Regions from separate parts of the Homo sapiens genome. Here region 2 is linked to region 1. A link is an interaction called in ENCODE POLR2A ChIA-PET data of the cell type or tissue named here. Cell type or tissue: PC-9. All regions are shown on one strand. Links, peaks and the distances in the headings refer to the core of each region. The heading gives the core; the rest is flanking DNA. Region 1 has its middle 330 kb from the start of BCKDHB. Region 2 overlaps BCKDHB (branched chain keto acid dehydrogenase E1 subunit beta).

Region 1 (9,626 bases), core at 794-8,793:
CTCTGCTATTAAGATGTATCTGCTACAAGTCTCTGCATCTTATGATACTTTAGGTATATTCTCCTTAAAATCAGCCACACCAGGTTACGCATTCTATGGAGTGTTGAAATATCCTTAAAATAATAATAGATACAGATATATTTACAGTTGTGATTAGTTCTCCTGACCTCTGCCTTGTAAGTCATTCTTCCTGGCTTCTTTCAATTGAGTCTCACTCAGCTGTGGGAACCAGCACTCACCAACAGTCTTACCCTGGCTTGTAAGTGAATCCTTGTGGGTCTTTTCCTTTAGAAAAGAAAACTGATAGCAAAAACAAACCCAGATCTATCTGAAGCAATGGTTTGATATATTTTTTGATGATGTACAGGTAGTTAAATATTTAACCTTGGCACATAGAGGATAAAAAAATGAGTACAAAATTTCTTCAGTCCTGTATACTGAAAGCACAAGAGTTCCTTGTCCTACTAACTGCAAAGTCAATGGGATGTGCCAGGCAAAGGGGTGAACACTGTAGCCCAGTCAGAAAGATAGAGCCAAACAGGATAAGAATCATTTTTAGTGCCAAGGTAGATATAAACAAGAGGCAAGGAAGTGTTTGCCTCATACTAAGGGTGGATAATACTTTCAAATGTACCTTACAGTTTAGAAGACTCAAAAGATTGTTTTAGGCAATTCATTTCTATAGACAGCCACAACCTTGAGAATTTGAGGCCATCTCATTCTCTTAAAAAATTCTGTATCAGGAAGGAAAGAAAAATGTAGGTAGTGTTAATAATTGTTCATATTTGTTAGGTTATATTGCAACATAAGAATATGCACTAACATTTCTGAAACAAAAATTGAGACATGATTTGACAAGTATAACTGTGTTTATGTAAATAATAAAACACAAAATTTGACGATATTATTTACTCTCAGAAAAACTAGGTGTTATGGTGGCCATATCTATATGCAAGACATTTTAAAAATTGTTTGTAAATGCACATATGCAGTAGGCATTTAGTAATAAGTTGTTGAATTCAATTCAGCTCATCAGTCAGTAAGCAGTTATTGTGCACCTGCTGGGATGAAGACACTATATGCAATTTCACACGAATTTAACAGTTGCGTGCTTTTGACTAATATAAGAGATGAGTTATTAGAAAATACTTTGACTATATTAAAATCATTTTAAATAGACTTAAATCTTTATTTTTTGTCATCTGTGTCTGCTATTATTATGTTGATAATGTTAGGCAAACCAGAACTACAGGTTAAATTATTTTAATAAGTATCAAGAATTATATTCCTGGCATGGCGTAACATGTTTACATTAGCCTCTTAAAAGTTTCATTTTTATCTTTCTATTTCTCTTCCATTCTTCCTTCCCCATAGATTCCAAAGCAATTTTCTTAAATATTAATTTTATATTAATCTCCTATTTTAAACTCTTCCGTGACTTCCAAACATCTACAAGTCAAAGTCCGTTTTTAAATCTTGGCATACAAGTTTCTTCACAATCTGGCTGCCACTTAACCTTCCTGAAATCATTTTCCTCCATTTCAACTCCTCTCCCCACAAAAACACTATTTTCTAGCTAACTAAAAATTGTAGCTTTTAAAGATTTTGTAATTAGGTCACCAATTTACCCATATCATAATCTAGAGAGTAGTGAAATATGTAATTTCTTTACTTTGACTTCTAATACTAGATAGAGGGGAAAAATAAGTTTTAAATTTTAAACTTGGTTCAATCAGTGTTATGTAACTAAGTCTTGGCTTAGATGACTCCAGTAGACACGTTCATCTTTCAGATATCTGAACATATGGGATCTTATACAACTATCTGTTAGATGGACCCTCAGTAAACTCACATTAACTATCACATGGACACTCAATGCAATTTGTGGTGAATAGCCTGTAATCCCAGCATTTTGGGAGTATGCAGCAGGAGGATTCCTTAAGCCGGGAGTTTGAAACTAGCCTGGGCAACATGATGAGACCCCATTCCTACAGTTAAAAAATATATAAATAAATAAATGAAATTTGTGGTGAAAAAGTAAAAGGCTAAAGTATAGAAAACTTGCTTAGTGACCTAAACAAATAAGAGTTTGTTTTGCCTTACCAAAAAAATCCAAATATAAGCAGCTGTTACTGTTAACTTACCTGCTCAGTGATAACATGAATAAGAAGCTCTTCCCGCTTTTCACTTCATGTCCTTAACATATTGGCTTTTCATCCTCATGTTTCTTGCCCCATGGACAATGGATGTATGCTTCACTCATGTGTTCACATTCAAGGAAAAAAGAGAGTCAGGGATGGTCCCAGCCATATTCCTACTTTATCAAGACACAAAATTATTACACAAAGGACCCCCGCCCACCACCCAGCAAATTCCACTTTATCTTATTGATCAATACTTAGCCAAATATCCATCCTACTCTATAAGGAAGATATATTAATAGAAAGAGAGTATCTGTTTTTTTTCAGCCTCCCTACTGGCAAGGAGAAGGAAATTGGCAATGGATGTTGGTGTCTTTCTTGGTGCTCTTGAGGAGGTGGGAAAAGGGATGCTTAGAGCCATATGATGGCCTTGACAGTGCCCTTTGTCTGGCTGACTTTTGCTGATTTCATCAGCCTTTCTGGATGACTTAGGCTCATCTTGACCCTGAACAGGCTTCAGACCCCAGCCACACACTGATATCTCTGTCATCCACTGCCCAGATGGCACAGCCTAATGCCTTTACTGTGGAGTTGCTCATTCCCACTACAATAGCTGCTCATTTCCACATTACACAGAAGGAGGTGCTGAGATGCACCTTCTTCTGCCTAATCACACTCTGCTATCATGTTTATTTGTAATATGGATCTACCACTCAATTGATCTGGAGACAGCCTGCAAGTTATATCCTTTTAGAATAAGACAAAAGCTTCCTGGTTCTTGGAATTCCATATTTTGTCCAGTATCCCAAAGATACTCTCCCCTCACTAGCTTAGCCTTGAGTGTGTTAATGGGGAGGGCAGTGAGGGGACTCTGATATCTTCTTTCCTCAACCTCTTTCTCTCTTCTCTATCCTCTCACTCTCAAATGCCCCTCTGTAATCATTTTCTTCTTTCCTCCAGGTCACATTCTTCATCTTCCAAATTCCATTCTCATGGCTAAGCTTAAATACTAGTCAGATGGTCTCTTCTATACATGTGGTGTTTTAACTATACAGTTGATATATATACATATCACATACACATATACAGGTATGTTCACAACTATACACATATATTAGCAACTATTAAAGAAACAAAAAACTGATATGATAATTTAGTATACTGTTGTATAATTTGATTGTGAAATAGGATGGTCTACTATAATATAAGTATTATATGGTCTACATGTGAATAAAAGTGTTTCAGAAGTTTTGAACATGAAATTGTACTAAATATTCAAACTATATTAGCCAAGTATAATTTAACTGTGATGATCTAAAAGACCCTGTAGGCTCTTTTCTCATCCAAGATTATCATTACGAACACTAACTGTCATTGTGTGGTATATCTGTGAATACATTATTTAGTTGATGTTTTAGATTGACTGAATTGAAGATAAGTTAACTATACAGTTTCGCACACTTATTTTTGAGTAAATAAGTTTTAATATTAAGGTTAGCTGTCTTTTTCTCAGGGACATTTCCCTGACATATCCAACTAAATTATATTTTTCATTTATATGCTCTTATTGCACGCTATATTTGTTCTTTGTATCATTAATCATATTGTAATTGAATAATTGTTTATGTAACTGTTTAATATTAAGCTCTCCTATTCCACTGTAAATGCCACAACTGTAGGGACTTTATATGTCTACTTCAGCATTTATTCCTATCATCTAAATGCAGTGCCTGGCACTTAGTAGCTATTTGGTATATATTTTTTGGCTGGATAAATAAGAGGTCAAATAGGTTAAGAACTGAGAAATGTCACTTGAATTTAATAACAAACATGATGACAGCAATTTCAATGAATTAATGGGAAAGACATGAGACCACAGATAGGTAAACACTGCAAAAAAGCACTGAGGAACCAGAAGGAAAACCAAAGCCAAAGTTACTAACTTTATCTAAAATGACAAAATCTTTGTCTGTTTATTATATGTTATTTTAATTAAAAAATTAAATCTAAAGTGTCAGGCAAAAAATTACTAAATTATTTTTATTAAATTGACCATTAACATGTCTCTGAGAATCAACACAGAGAAGACCTTTATAAGTGGCAGGTTCTCTTGTGATATTAACCTCTTTCAGTTTTGCTTGCACACTTGTTTTGAGCTCTCCAGAGTTTGGCAGCCAAGAGGACATACATACACATAACAGAATAAGGCAATATGTTCAATTTGGTTACTATGAACAAATTGAAGATGTGCCATAGAAACTGTCATTTGGATATTTGAATAAAACTCCCACTTAAAATTGGGTTAAGATTTTTCTTTCAGGATGCTATATGCACATTTTATTTTCTTTCTGTCCTGACAGAAAGGACACTTCTTTGTATGTTTCTTCTCTGCCTTTAAAGGTGATTTTATTATTTTAAGTGTCTGTTTTAACCATCATGTGAAGTTAAAGACAAGAATGGAATGACCTTTAGTTTCAGAGCCATAAATATTTCAAAAGAAATAGACCTTTTGAGCTCAGGAAAGGTGTGTCAGATGAACAGGTGTCACTGTAGGTTAATGAGTTGGCTTTCACCACCAGCCACCTGGACTGTAATTTGGGTTGGGTCACACATGTGCATGAAGTTGGCCAATTTAATCCTGGCTCTCTTGGAACTGTCTCCATATTAGAAAGCCATCAAACAAAGAGTCCACTCCGAACCTTATCATCAGTCTCCTAAAGAAAGATTGGGATTGAAATGGCAAGAAAATTAAAGCCCAGGTCCTTCGGCAGGCAGTTGGCAGGCGCACAGTTTTCTCTCCATACAGTGCTTCTCATTAACCAGCTAATGAGTCCTTAGCGATGACTGAGTGACTCAACTGAAAGCAGAACAATGATAAGTGAAAGGGAGTTGTAGAGACACACGTTCAGAAAAAAAAAAAAAAATGTACCAAGCTAAAAACAGAAGTAAATTACATCTTTAGTTAACAAACATGGGCATGTGGGGTGTTTATGAGCAGAGAAGAGACTGATCAGTGTAATCTAAGAACGGCACAGGATTGAGGTATGAACAACTTCTCTAAAAAACCAACAGAATTTAAATCCATCAGGGATCTTGCAAAAGGCATATGGTAAAGAAGCTGTCCATCCATTCTCTTCCTGTGATTCTTTTTATGTGACATTCACTTATTATTTATGACTGTGCTTAAGGAAGCCATCTGGTAAAGTTAGTCATAAACTACCTGCTCCTCTCTGTTTTTTTGTTGAGTACTTAGTCATTGTATTACCTTTTACACAGTCCTTGGCTCATGCATACATTTCACAGACTACCTTCTTTATGAGGTCAGAATGAAGCAGGCCACAGGCTGAAGTCCTGAAGTTACCTTTATTGGTATTTAATTGTGGGCTCCCATCTCATCTAACATCCTGCTGCCAGGTGTGGCAGAGAGTGACAGCACCTCAGAAGCACATCTCTACCAGTAAATCTTGATCACATTTATGCATCTTATATTTCTGTCATTACTGTATTTCCAAAGTGTCCTTTTCACATGGCCATTTTATTGCTCCTTTTGAGTTCCAAAGTTCTCTGACTTCATCTCTCAGTGCCAAAAAAGGCATTATACTATTCTGTTGGTCTTATCATCTTCCAGAAAACAATAATGGCTTTGTTGTATGCCTTTAGTTAAATGTGTTCATTGTGCCAGCAAGACAGGAGTTAGGCATGTCTTCTAGTACAGACTTAAGTCTAACTAGAGAGGGTTTTGGCCTCCTCTATTCTCTATCCCAGGCCCAGCTTTAGAATTGATTTCCCCTGCTGTAGAGCATACATTTGGTGCATTTTATTTCTAGACATTAAATTCTTCTTAGGCTTACTTGTGTATACTTTCAAAATGTTAAGTAGTTACAAATTTGTTTTTGTTTAGCCCTTTAAAAAGTGGCCCAGGATTAAAGTAATGAGATGAAACTAATACAAACTGAAGGAAATATGACAATTTGAGGTATCTTGGGAACTTCGTTTTAAGTCATTGCAATATTTATAGAATATTTCCACAGATAAGAAGAAATGCTTACTTACTTCAGATGACCTAGGATGGACCAAATAGTTGTAAACACTTTAAAAAATATTATTGGAAGAAAATTTCTATGTAATTTAAAGCTCATATATATAAACATTGCCTTTTGAATATGTCAATTTCTATCTTCTCCTGGATTTGCCTTTATGAAATGCCATCTTTTTTATTTAGTTCAGTTATTTGAATATTACTATGACATTGGGGGCAGTAGTAAATGCGACTGAGTTCCACCAAAATCTGTTCTTCCCTTTTGCCATGAAAATAAAATTGTGATTGAGTCGAAACCTCTGAACTAGGTTGTATTTCTCAGCCTCTCTAGCAGTTAGATGGACAAGTTCTGGTTAATAGAATGTGAGCAGAAGTGATGTGTCTGGGTCTGGAAATTAAAACATTCAGCAAAACTCATTAAGATGTTTTCTGTATGTGGCAGGGGTCCAGCTTCATTTGTATCCCAGAGGATGAGGGAGCAATTAGGTTGCAGGAATCTATCTCTGAATGACTGCATATAGCTGATCTGTCCCACCCGTCTGAGTTATTCAGATGGAATCTGTCTCTGAATGACTGCATATAGCTGATCTGTCCCACCCATCTGAGCTATTTACTTCCGCTCTGTTACACAAGAAAGACACTCATTTCTGCATTTGTTAAGCCACTGTATTTTGGATCCTTTTTGTTATAGGAGCTCATCCTCAAATACAACAAACACAGATGTAACCCCATTTAATCAGAAAATGATATGTGTTTGTTATGCTAAAGTTCATGTGTGCTTTTAAATTTTCAGTAGCAAATAGGCTTTGAAAATGTTACTTCTCTAATTGGAGCTAGAAACACAAGTGTATATTTTAATTTTTTTCATTTATATGTAATATAAATATTTCTCATTTACTATCAAGTGCTGATGAGGGTATGAGGAATCTTGGAATTTCATAGTGTGAAATGTAATTGTTATGGTCTTTTTGGAGTTATTTAGTGGTATCTTTTGAAAACAAAAAATTGTATCACTTTTTGGTTCTACTTAGTGAAATCTGTCTTACAGAAATATTTGTACACATGTAAAAACATGCATGTAAAAAGACATGAATTTCAAATACATTTTTGTAATAGAAAAAATAGAAACAATGTAAACACCTATCAATACAGTGATGGCTACATAAATTATGAAAAGTCTATGCTATGAGATCCTTGTTAAGAAAGATGAGGAATGTTCTGATATGAGAAAATAACTAGGATGTAGTAAGAACAAAAATACGTTGCAGAACAGTGTGCAAATTATGACATCATTTAAGTACAACTGCCTGTGTGTATGCACTGTGTTTCCTAGTGTGTATGTGATCTGAGGAAGAAACCGAGGCTGAGATAATAGTGCAATTTGCCTTTGTATTCCTTCATTTTCTTCAGTATCCAACATATAATGGAAGCCAGATGTTGACCCAGATATAAAGAGTTTCATCCTTTCTATTATCCAGTGCGTAATAAGCGACATCCACATGAATAAATACATCTGCGAGATACACAGGACAGGCATAGGAAGACAGTGCACCAAGGTTATCTCTGGCAAGGAAAAGGGGATTTGCAGCATAGATTGGAACGTACAGCAGAACTATCACTTTTCAATTCAATATACTTCTCTGTCATTTGGATTTTTAAATATATCCCATGACTCCTTGACTCAAATATAGCATAACATTAAGAACCACAAAATATTTAGAGTGTTTGATGAAAATTTATGCACCATAGGAGCTTTTTCAGAGTGTCAGATGCTAATGTTACTGTGGGATTTATCATCTGAAAACCATGAGCATCAAAGAAATTAGTCTTAATCTAAAAGGAAGGCTCTGGATCAGAAAGAAATTTAAATAAAAATGGAAAATATTACTTATACTCTTTAAGCAACTTTTGGACTTTTTTTGTGAGAACACTGCAGCTTCCCTGTTGCTAAACTTGGGAATAATGAAGAAAGCCTCATGGGATGAGTGAGAGCTTCTAGGATGAAAGTAGTAACTATGGCTGGGAGATCATTGTTCCAAAGAGAATTGAAGCCAACACAAGGTTAAAATGCTGGCAAGCCCTCTAATTGTGACTTTTGAAAAATGAGGCTCTTTGCAAAAAAAAGGCAGCGGATACATGTTAAGATGTTAGATTTTCAAAGAATGCATACATGAGTAATCTTAAGATGAATGATAATGCTCTGAAGATTGTTTTCCAGAAATAAAAGTTAAAGTGTAATGATATCTTAAACTATTGTTTTAACCATGTAAGAATTTTTTTTTCTTTACTGAACTTTGTGGTGGTTTTAAAGATTTTATTCTGGGAAGTCTATAAGATGAACACTTCTGAGACAGCAGAATTCAAAAGTTTGGAAATTCATAATCAGTTATATTAAATTAAATACTATTTTAAATAGTCTTAAACACTAAGTTAATTAAAATAATGCCTAAATCTTCTTTTTCTCATCTAATAATATTATGGGTGAGTATATTAAAACAATTCTAAAAAACTAAAATAAAGCTTATACCTAGTGGTTATTCCACAGACTAATTTGGAAAATATCAGTGCTTGGCATGAATGATTCTGTTCTCCCAAAGCATTCAGTTGAGTAGTGACAATCAACCTGTAGTTTGGAATGTACCAGTACTTAAAAGGAAAACATATTCTTAGAAAAAGCAATCATGCTGTCAGGCATATATTCAACATATAATCATGGATCTCTACATGGATTTACGGAAAGAAGTGAAATAAACTGTAGATCTTCTTCAAAAGGGAAAGAGTATTAATCAAATATTTATAATATGAAAAGCACTATAAGTAATACTATCAAAATGCCTTGGAATCACAAAGAAAAGGCTTAAAAATTCCTCTAAATTCGCAGTGGTTTCACAGAGGAGGTGACACTTAAACCATTTTTAGGAATGTCTAGGATGATTTCTAAACATGGAAAGGGACAGGTGAAGTAAAAACAACAGTACATGCATCTAACATGCTTAAATACATGGGTAAATGCCATAGGGTAAAAACATGAGATTATAACAGGATAATATTTTGAAAATAAGAATTTTGGCCGGGCCCAGTAGGAGGCCAAGGCGGGTGGATCACGAGGTCAGGAGATGGAGACCATCCTGGCTAACACGGTGAAACCCCATCTCTACTAAAAATACAAAAGCAAAATTAGCCAGGTGTGGTGGCGGTCACCTGTAGTCCCAGCTACTCCGGAGGCTGAGACGGGAGAATGGCGTGAACCCGGGGGGCAGAGCTTGCAGTGAGCCAAGATCGCGCCACTGCACTCCACTCCAGCCTGGGCAGCAGAGCGAGACTCCGCCAAAAAAAAAAAAAAAAAAAAAAAAAAGAAAAGAATTTTTCAGAAAGAATACAAACAAAGTTAATATTAGGTTTTGGGCATATAAAATAGGATCTTGCCAACAGACAATAGATTTGAG
Region 2 (9,397 bases), core at 1-8,000, 320 kb after region 1:
AATCTTCAATTCTGGAATTAACACAGCTACCACAATTCAGGCACATATCAGGGTTACCTGCAGTAGGATCTTTGGCCAATGAGTTATCCAAGGCACTTGTTACAGACTGGAAAAGATTCATTTTCTGAGTTTGCCCTGTGAAAATCAAAAAAAAAATCATTTCGTGTGTTGTAAAATACATAAAAACAACCAGTTTCTTAACAGTTAATTACAACTTGACTAAAATCAAGGTACAAAGAAAGATATTATGCAAATTGCTGAATTATTTACAATAATACTATAAGATACAAAAGCAATACAGACCTGGAGAAGCTTGTTAATGGGGCAAAATTTACCCATATTAAACAATTTTTTGTAAAAGTATAAAACAGGAAGAAGGAATATAACCAAGTGACTAAATGCGTGTAGACAATAAGACCTATGGAAAGTCAGAAAGGGAGACCCGTCAAAGTGAGTGGTCTGGGAAGAAGCACAGACAGGTGTTAGGAACCTAAGCCATAAGGAATGTGCATGACCAGTGGCATGTGCTAAATACGTCAACAGCAAATGGTCATGGACCATAAAACAATAAGGAAGGGTAAAGATAAACTTTGGTACCCGGAACTGCTGGAGTTTGGAACATACCATAATCTTATGCCTAACCACATCATATTTAGTCCTTCTTATTGTCTTATTACTTAAATAGAATATCTGTGAGCCAGTGTCCATTCCCTAAATGGATTTTTTAGGAGGAATAAATGAAGCAGTACATGTAATACACTCAGAACAGTACCTGACACAGTGAGTGCTGAATAAATATTAGCTATTCATTGTTAGGTTCTGGACTCTGTCCATGTCCTTCTATCTTCACCTTAGTACTCTTCTGAATGGTATAGGAAAGCTTCATTTGATAAAGTTCTAAATGTTAGAATTCAGAAACATCATGACATTAGAGCTTCGATTCAAGCTCAGGTGCTGCCCAATGCCCACAGTCATCCCAAAACTTTAAGTCAACTCCTCTGCAAAATTACAATTCAGAGCACAGAACGGCTTCAGCCTAAATCTCCCGATCGAAAGGCCCACTCTTTATCCTAGTGCCTGATCTACACGCTGGTAGTCGCCTTAACCCACAGCATGCTGATAACAAATCATTTCGATACCTGTTGCTTACCCTGATCACTGCCCACCTAACCTCCATGCTATTCATTAGCCTAGTGTGTCCCAACAGTCAAGATCTAATTCCCAGTGTGGGTCACAACAGCTACTGCTGTTGCCTTCAACTGTCTGACCATGGGACATTGGTCACTTGTCCTTTTCCTGGAGACCCATTTTCTTCCCTAGCCTGGCATTGCTCCACAGCAGGTTCTGACATATGACATCTTTCCTCCTTCCATTATCCACCGATACTCCAGACTTCTGACGTTCTGCCTACTCTGGCATCTAATGTCTCTCTGATCCTTTCAACAGTACTGAATGCCCAGGGTTCAGGTCTTGGCAATCCCCAGTCAGATACGTCCTCTGCCCTCTGTGCCCACAATCATAGCCTGTTTCTACTCTTATATTTGGTGGAGATAATACGAATTTACTCAAATATTATTTTATATCACTTATGGCAAAAGATATACAATCATACCACATGTCCATGATTACTTAAAAATTTATTTTTCTTCAGGCTAGGGCTATAACACTTAATAGATACAGGCATACTTTGTCTTACTGTGCTTCACTTTATTTTGCCCTACAGATATTGCAATTTTTACAAATGGAAACTTTGTAGCAACCCTGTATCTAGCAAGTCTATCAGCATCAGAATCACATTTTCATAATTCTCACAATATTTCAAACTTTTTCATTACTATTACATCTGTTATCATGATCTCTGATCAATGATCTTTGAGGTTATAGTGTCTTGGGGTGCCACAGCCTTCTGACATTCTGCCATGGCACCCCAAGACAATTACATTAGTAACCTCAATAAATGTTGTATGTGTTCTCACTGATCCACTGACCAGTCATTCTCCTTTATCTCTCCCTTTCTTCAGGCTTCCCTATTCCCTGAGACATAATAATATGAAAATTAGACCTACAGTGATCTCTAAGTTTTCAAGTGAAAGGAGGAGCTGCATATCTCTCACTTTAAATCGTAAGTTAGAAATGACTAAGCTAAGTACGGAAGGCATGCTGAAAGTCCAGAGAGTCTGAAAGCTAGGCTTCTTGCACCAAATAGCCTAGTTGTGAATGCAAAGGAAAAGTTCTTGAAGAAAATGTAAACTGTTATTCCAGTAAGCACACAAATGATAAGAAAGCAAAATAGCCTTATTGCTGATATGAAGAAAATTTTAGTGGTCTGAATAGAAAACCAAATCACACACGACATTCCCTTAAGTCAAAGCCTAATCCAGGGCAAGTTCCTAACTCTTTTCAATTCTATGAAAGCTGACAGAGGTGAGGAAGCTGCCGAAGAAAAATCTGAAGATAGCAGAGCTTGGTTCATGAGGTTTAAGAAGAGAAGCCATCTCAGTACATAAAACGGCAAAGTGAAGCATAAAGTGCTGATGGAGAAGCTGCAGTAAATTATCCAGAAGATCTCACTAAGATCATTGATGAAGGTGGCTATACTAAACAAAAGATTTTCAATGGAGACAAAACAGCTTCTATTGGAAGATGCTATCTTGGATTTTCATAGCTAAAGAGAAGTCAATGCCTGGCTTCAAAGGACAGGTGGACTCTTTTGTAAGGGGCTAATGTAGCTGGTGATTTGAAGTTGAAGCCAATGTTCATTCACCATTCTGAAAGTCCTAGCACCCTTGAGAATTATGCTAAATCCACTCTGCCTGTTCTCTTTCAATGAAACAACAAACCCTGAATGATAGCACATCTATTTATATCAGGGTTTCCTGAATATTTTAAGCCCACTGTTGAAACCTACTGCTCAGGAAAAAAAAAGATTCCTTTCAAAATATTACTGCTCATTGACAATGCGCCTTGGTCACCCAAGCGCTCTGACGGAGATGTATAAGATTAACGTTGTTTTCCACAGATCAAAAGAGACAAAGAAGGCCATTACATAATGGTAAAGGGATCAATTCAAAAAGAAGAGCTAACTATCCTAAATATATGCACCCAATACAGGAGCACCCAGATTCATAAAGCAAGTCCTTAGAGACCTACAAAGAGACTCCCATACAATAATATTGGGAGACTTTAACACTCCAATGTCAATATTAGACAGAACAACGAGAAACAAGGTTAACAAGGATATCCAGGACCTGAACTCAGCTCTGCACCAAGTGGACCTAATAGACATCTACAGAACTCTCCACCCCAAATCAACAGAATACACATTCTTCTCAGCACTACATCACACTTATTCTAAAATTGACCACATAACTGGAAGTAAAGCACTTTTCAGCAAATGTAAAAGAACAGAAATAACAACAAACTGTCTCTCAAACCGCAGTGCAATCAAATTAGAACTCAGGATTAAGAAACTCACTCAAAACCGCACAACTACATGGAAACTGAACAACCTGCTCCTGAATGACTACTGGGTAAATAAGGAAAAGAAGGCAGAAATAAAGAAGTTCTTTGAAATCAATGAGAGCAAAGACACAACGTACCAGAATCTCTGGGACACATTTAAAGCAGTGTGGAGAGGGAAATTTATAGCTCTAAATGCCCACAAGAGAAAACAGGAAAGATCTAAAATTGACACCCTAACATCACAATTAAAAGAACTAGAGAAGCAAGAGCAAATAAATTCAAAAGCTAGCAGAAGGCAAGAAATAACTAAGATCAGAGCAGAACTGAAAGAGATAGAGACAAAAAAACCGTTCAAAAAAATCAATGAATCCAGGAGCTGGTTTTTTGAAAAGATCAACAAAATTGATAGACCACTAGAAAGATTAATAAAGAAGAAAACAGAGAAGAATCAAATAGATGCAATAAAAAATGATAAAGGAGATATCACCACCAATCCCACAGAAATACAAACTACCATCAGAGAATACTATAAACACCTCTATGCAAATAAACTAGAAAATCTAGAAGAAATGGATAAATTCCTGGACACATACACCCTCCCAAGACTAAACCAGGAAGAAGTTGAATCTCTGAATAGAACAATAACAGGCTCTGAAATTGAGGCAATAATTAATAGCCTACCAACCAAAAAAAGTCCAGGACCAGATGGATTCACAGCTGAATTCTACCAGAGATACAAAGAGTTGCTGGTACCATTCCTTCTTCTTGCAGGAAGTCAGGGATCCCAAATGGAGGGACTGGCTGGAGCCATGACAGAGGAACATAAATCGTGAAAATTTCATGGACATTTAACAGTTCCCAAATAATACTTTTATAATTTCTTACACCTGTTTTACTTTAATCTCTTAATTCTGTTATCTTCGTAAGCTGAGGATGTACATCACCTCAGGACCACTGTGATAATTGTGTTAACTGTACAAATTGATTGTAAAACATGTGTGTTTGAACAATATGAAATCAGTGCACCTTGAAAAACAACAGAATAACAGCAATTTTTAGGGAACAAGGGAAGACAACCATAAGGTCTGACTGCCTGTGGGGTCAGGCAAAAAGAGCCATATTTTTCTTCTTGCAGAGAGCCTATAAACGGACATGCAAGTAGGAGAGATATTGCTAAATTCTTTTCCTAGCAAGGAATATTAATATTAATACCCAGGGAAAGGAATGCATTCCTGGGGGGGCCGGGGGGGAGGGGGGGAAGGCCTATAAACATCCGCTCTGGGAGCGTCTGTCTTATGTGGTTGAGATAAGGACTGAGATACGCCCTGGTCTCCTGCAGTACCCTCAGGCTTATTAGGGTGGGGAAAAACTCCAAGCTGGTAAATTTGTGGTCAGACTGGTTCTCTGCTCTCAAACCCTGTTTTCTGTTGTTTAAGATGTTTATCAAGACAATATGTGCAAAGCTGAAGATAGACCCTTATCAGTAGTTCTGTTTTGCCTTTTGTCCTGTTAGGTCAGAAGCATGTGATCTTTGCTCTGCTTTTTGCCCTTTGAAGCATGTGATCTTTGTACCTACTCCCTGTTTTAAACCCCCTCCAATTTTGAAACCCTTAATAAAAAACTTGTTGGTTTGAGCCTCAGGTGGGCATCATGGTCCTACCAATATGGGATGTCACCCCCGGCGGCCCAGCTGTAAAATTCCTCACTTTGTACTCTTTCTCTTTATTTCTCAGCCAGATGACACTTATGGAAAACAGAAAGAACCTACGTTAAAATATTGGGGGTGGGTTCCCCCGACACCTTCTGGAACTATTCCAATCAATAGAAAAAGAAGGAATCCTCCCTAACTCATTTTATGAGGCTAACATCATCCTGATACCAAAGCCTGACAGACACAACAAAAGAAGAGAATTTTAGACTAATATCCCTGATGAACATCAATGCAAAAATTCTCAGTAAAATACTGGCAAACCAAATCCAGCAGCACATAAAAAATCTTATCCACCACGATCAAGTCAACTTCATCCCTGGGATGCAAGGCTGGTTCAACATATGCAAATCAATAAACGTAATCCATCACATAAACAGAACCAATGACAAAAACCACATGATTATCTCAATAGATGCAGAAAAGGCCTTCGACAAAATTCAACAGCCCTTCATGCTAAAAACTCTCAATAAACTAGGTATTGATGGAACATATCTCAAAATAATAAGAGCTATTTATGACAAACCCACAGCCGATATCATACTAAATTGGCAAAAACTGGAAGCATTCCCTTTGAAAACTGGCACGAGACAAGGATGCCCTCTCTCACCACTCCTATTCAACATAGTGTTGGAAGTTCTAGCCGCAATCAGGCAAGAGAAACAAATAAAGGGTTTTCAATTAGGAAAAGAGGAAGTAAAATTGTCCCTGTTTGCAGATGAGATTATTGTATATTTAGAAAACCCCATCGTCTCAGCCCAAAATCTCCTTAAGCTGATAAGCAAATTCTGCAAAGTTTCAAGATACAAAATCAATGTGCAAAAATCACAAGCATTCCTATACACCATTAACAGAGAGCCAAATCATGAGTGAACTCCCATTCACAATTGCTACAAACAAAATAAAATACCTAGGAATCCAATTTACAAGGAATGTGAAGGACCTCTTCAAGGAGAACTACAAACCACTGCTCAACAAAATAAAAGAGGACACAAACAAATGGAAGAATATTCCATGCTCATGGATAAGAAGAATCTGTTTGTGAAAATGGCCATACTGTCCAAAGTAACTTATAGATTCAGTGCCATCCCCATCAAGCTACCAATGACTTTCTTCACAGAATTGGAAAAAACTACTTTAAAGTTCATATGGAACCAAAAAAGAGCACACATAGCCAAGATAATCCTAAACAAAAAGAACAAAGCTAAAGGTATCACACTACCTGACTTCAAACTATACTACAAGGCTACAGTAACCAAAACAGCATGGTACTGGTACCAAAACAGAGATATAGATCAATGGAACAGAACAGAGGCCTCAAAAATAATGCCACAAATCTACAACCATCTGATCTTTAATAAACCTGACAAAAATAAGAAATGGGGAAAGGATTCCCTATTTAATAAATGGTGCTGGGAAAACTGGCTAGCCATATGTAGAAAGCTGAAACTGGATCCCTTCCTTACACCTTATACAAAAATTAACTCAAGATGGATTAAAGACTTAAATGTTAGACCTAAAACCATAAAATCCCTAGAAGAAAACCTAGGCAATACCATTCAGGACATAGGTATAGGCAAGGACTTCATGACTAAAACATCAAAAGCAATGGCAACAAAAGACAAAATAGACAAAGGGGATCTAATTAAACTAAAGAGCTTCTGCACGGCAAAATAAACTATCATCAGAGTGAACGGGCAACCTACAGAATGGGAGAAAATTTTCGCAATCTACCCATCTGACAAAGGGCTAATATCCAGAATCTACAAAGAACTCAAACAAATTTACAAGAAAAAGACAAACAAACCCATCAAAAAGTGGGCAAAGAATATGAACAGATACTGCTCAAAACAAGACATCTATGCAGCCAACAGACACATGAGAAAATGCTTATCATCACCGGTCATCAGAGAAATGCAAATCAAAATCACAATGAGATACCATCTCACACCATTTAGAATGGCAATCATTAAAAAGTCAAGAAACAACAGATGCTGGAGAGGATGTGGAGAAATAGGAACACTTTTACACTCTTGGTGGGAGTGTAAATTGGTTCAACCATTGTGGAAAACAGTGTGGAGATTCCTCAAGGATCTAGAACTAGAATTACCATTTGACCCAACAATCCCATTACTGGGTATATATCCAAAGGATTATAAATCATGCTACTATAAAGACACATGCACATGTATGTTTATTGTGGCACTATTCACAATAGCAAAGACTTGGAACCAACCCAAATGTCTATCAATGATAGACTAGATTAAGAAAATGTGGCACATATACACCATGGAATACTATGCAGCCATACAAAATGATGAGTTCATGTCCTTTGCAGGGACATGGATGAAGCTGGAAACCATCATTCTCAGCAAACTATCACAAGGACAGAAAACCAAACACCACATGTTCTCACTCATAAGTGGGAAATGAACAATGAGATCACTTGGACACAGGGCGGGGAACATCACACACCAGGGCCTGTCGGGGATTGGGAAGCTGGGGGAGGGATAGCATTAGAAGAAATACCTAATGTAAATGATGAGTCGATGGGTGCAGCAAAACAACATGGCACATACCTATGTATCAAACCTGCACGTTGTGTACATGTACCCTAGAACTTAAAGTATAATGAAAAAAAAAATAGGAAAAAAAAGATTAACATTGTTTTCATGCCTGCTAATACATCAATTCTGTGCCTCACAGATCAAGGAATAATTTCTACTTTCAAGTCTTATTATTTAAGAAATACATTTTGTAAAGCTATATCTGCCATAAATGATTACTCTGATGGATCTGGGCAAAGTAAATTGAAAATCTTCTGGGAAGGACTATTCTAGATGCCATTTAGAATGTTCATGGTTCATGAAATTTCAAAATGTCAACATTGGCCAGGCGTGATGGCTCACACTTGAAATCCCAGCACTTTGTGAGGCCAAGGGGGGTGCGGATCACTTGAGGCCAGGAGTTCGAGACCAGCCTGGCTAACATGGCGAAACCCCATCCTCTACCAAAAATACAAAAAATTAGCCCAGTATGGTGGTGCACACCTGTAATCCCAGCTACTCAGGAGGCTAAGGCACAAGAATCACTTGAACCCAGGAGGTAGAGGTTGCAGCCAGCCAAGATTATGCCACTGCACTCCAGCCTGCGTGACAGAGTGAGACTCTGTCTCAAAAAACAGTAAAAAAGAAGTCAACATTTATAGGAGTTTGAAATAAATTGATTTCAACCCTCATGGATGACTTCATTTATTCATTCATTCATTCGTTCATTTTATTTTTTTTGCAACCTCCACCTCCCAGGATCAACCAATTCTCACACCACAGCCACCCCAGGGATTACAGGCATGCGCTAGCATGCCTGCTAATTTTTTTGTATTTTTAGTAGAGCCCAGGTCTCACATGCTGCCCAGGCTGGTCTCAAACTCCTTAGCTCAGATGATCCGCCAGCCTTGGCCTCCCAAAGTGGTAGGACTACACGCGTGAGCCACCATGCCCAGCCTCATGGATGACTTTGAGGGATTCAAAACTTCAGAGAAGAACATAACTGCAGACGTGGTAGAAATAGCAAGAGAACTAGAAGTGCAGCCTGAAGATGTGACTGAATTGCTACAATCTCATGATAAAACTTCAATGGATGAGGAGTTGCTCTTTACGTATGCAACCTGAAGAACTCAAAGAAAGTGGAGCCTTGAGATGGAATCTATTACTTTCTATGAATTCAAAAAAAAAAGTGGATCCTTGAGATGAAATCCATTGCTAATGAAGATGCCATGAACACTGTGAAATGACAACAAAGGACTTACAATATTACACAAACTTAGCTGATAAAGAAGTGGCAGGGTTTGGGAGAATTGATTTCAATTCTGAAAAAAGTTCTACTGTGGTAAAATGCTATCAAACGGCATCTCATGCTACAGAGAAATCTGTCATGAAAGGAAGATTCTATCAATGCAGCAAACTTCATTGTTGTCTTTTTTTTTTTTAATGAAGTTGCCACAGCCACCACAACCTTCAGCAACCACTACCCTGATCAGTCAGTAGCTATCAACATCAAGGCAAGACCCTCCACCAGCAAAAAGATTATGACTTGCCAAAGTTTCAGATGATTGTTGGCAATTTTTATCGATAAAGTATTTCTTAATTAAAGTATGTACATTGATCTTTTAGATATAATGCTATTGCACACTTACTAGACTACAGTACAATGTAAACATGTTAATAT

The links. Peaks named below come from ENCODE experiments on the same cell type or tissue, not always from the same donor. Only the 100,000 strongest peaks of a DNase experiment are listed, where the experiment ranks them.
Region 2: POLR2A ChIA-PET joins it to region 1 with 17 read pairs; 2 of 35 experiments call an interaction of 5 or more read pairs at or near these places.

The regions. Positions count from the first base shown.
Region 1 is chr6:80,436,057-80,445,682 of GRCh38, reverse strand. It overlaps a transcript of BCKDHB not described here. Among named protein-coding and RNA genes, the nearest start is that of BCKDHB, 330 kb to the right of the region's middle. RefSeq lists an enhancer at 6,145-7,344. In PC-9, for the core only: no CTCF peak of the experiment used is centred there; DNase peaks (open chromatin) are centred at 5,392 and 6,742; H3K4me3 peaks cover 612 bases; H3K27ac peaks cover 3,614 bases.
Region 2 is chr6:80,118,285-80,127,681 of GRCh38, reverse strand. It overlaps BCKDHB (branched chain keto acid dehydrogenase E1 subunit beta), which reads right to left. Exons shown (of 10, transcript NM_183050.4): 2 at 58-135. Among named protein-coding and RNA genes, the nearest start is that of BCKDHB, 16 kb to the right of the region's middle. In PC-9, for the core only: no CTCF peak of the experiment used is centred there; a DNase peak (open chromatin) is centred at 4,811.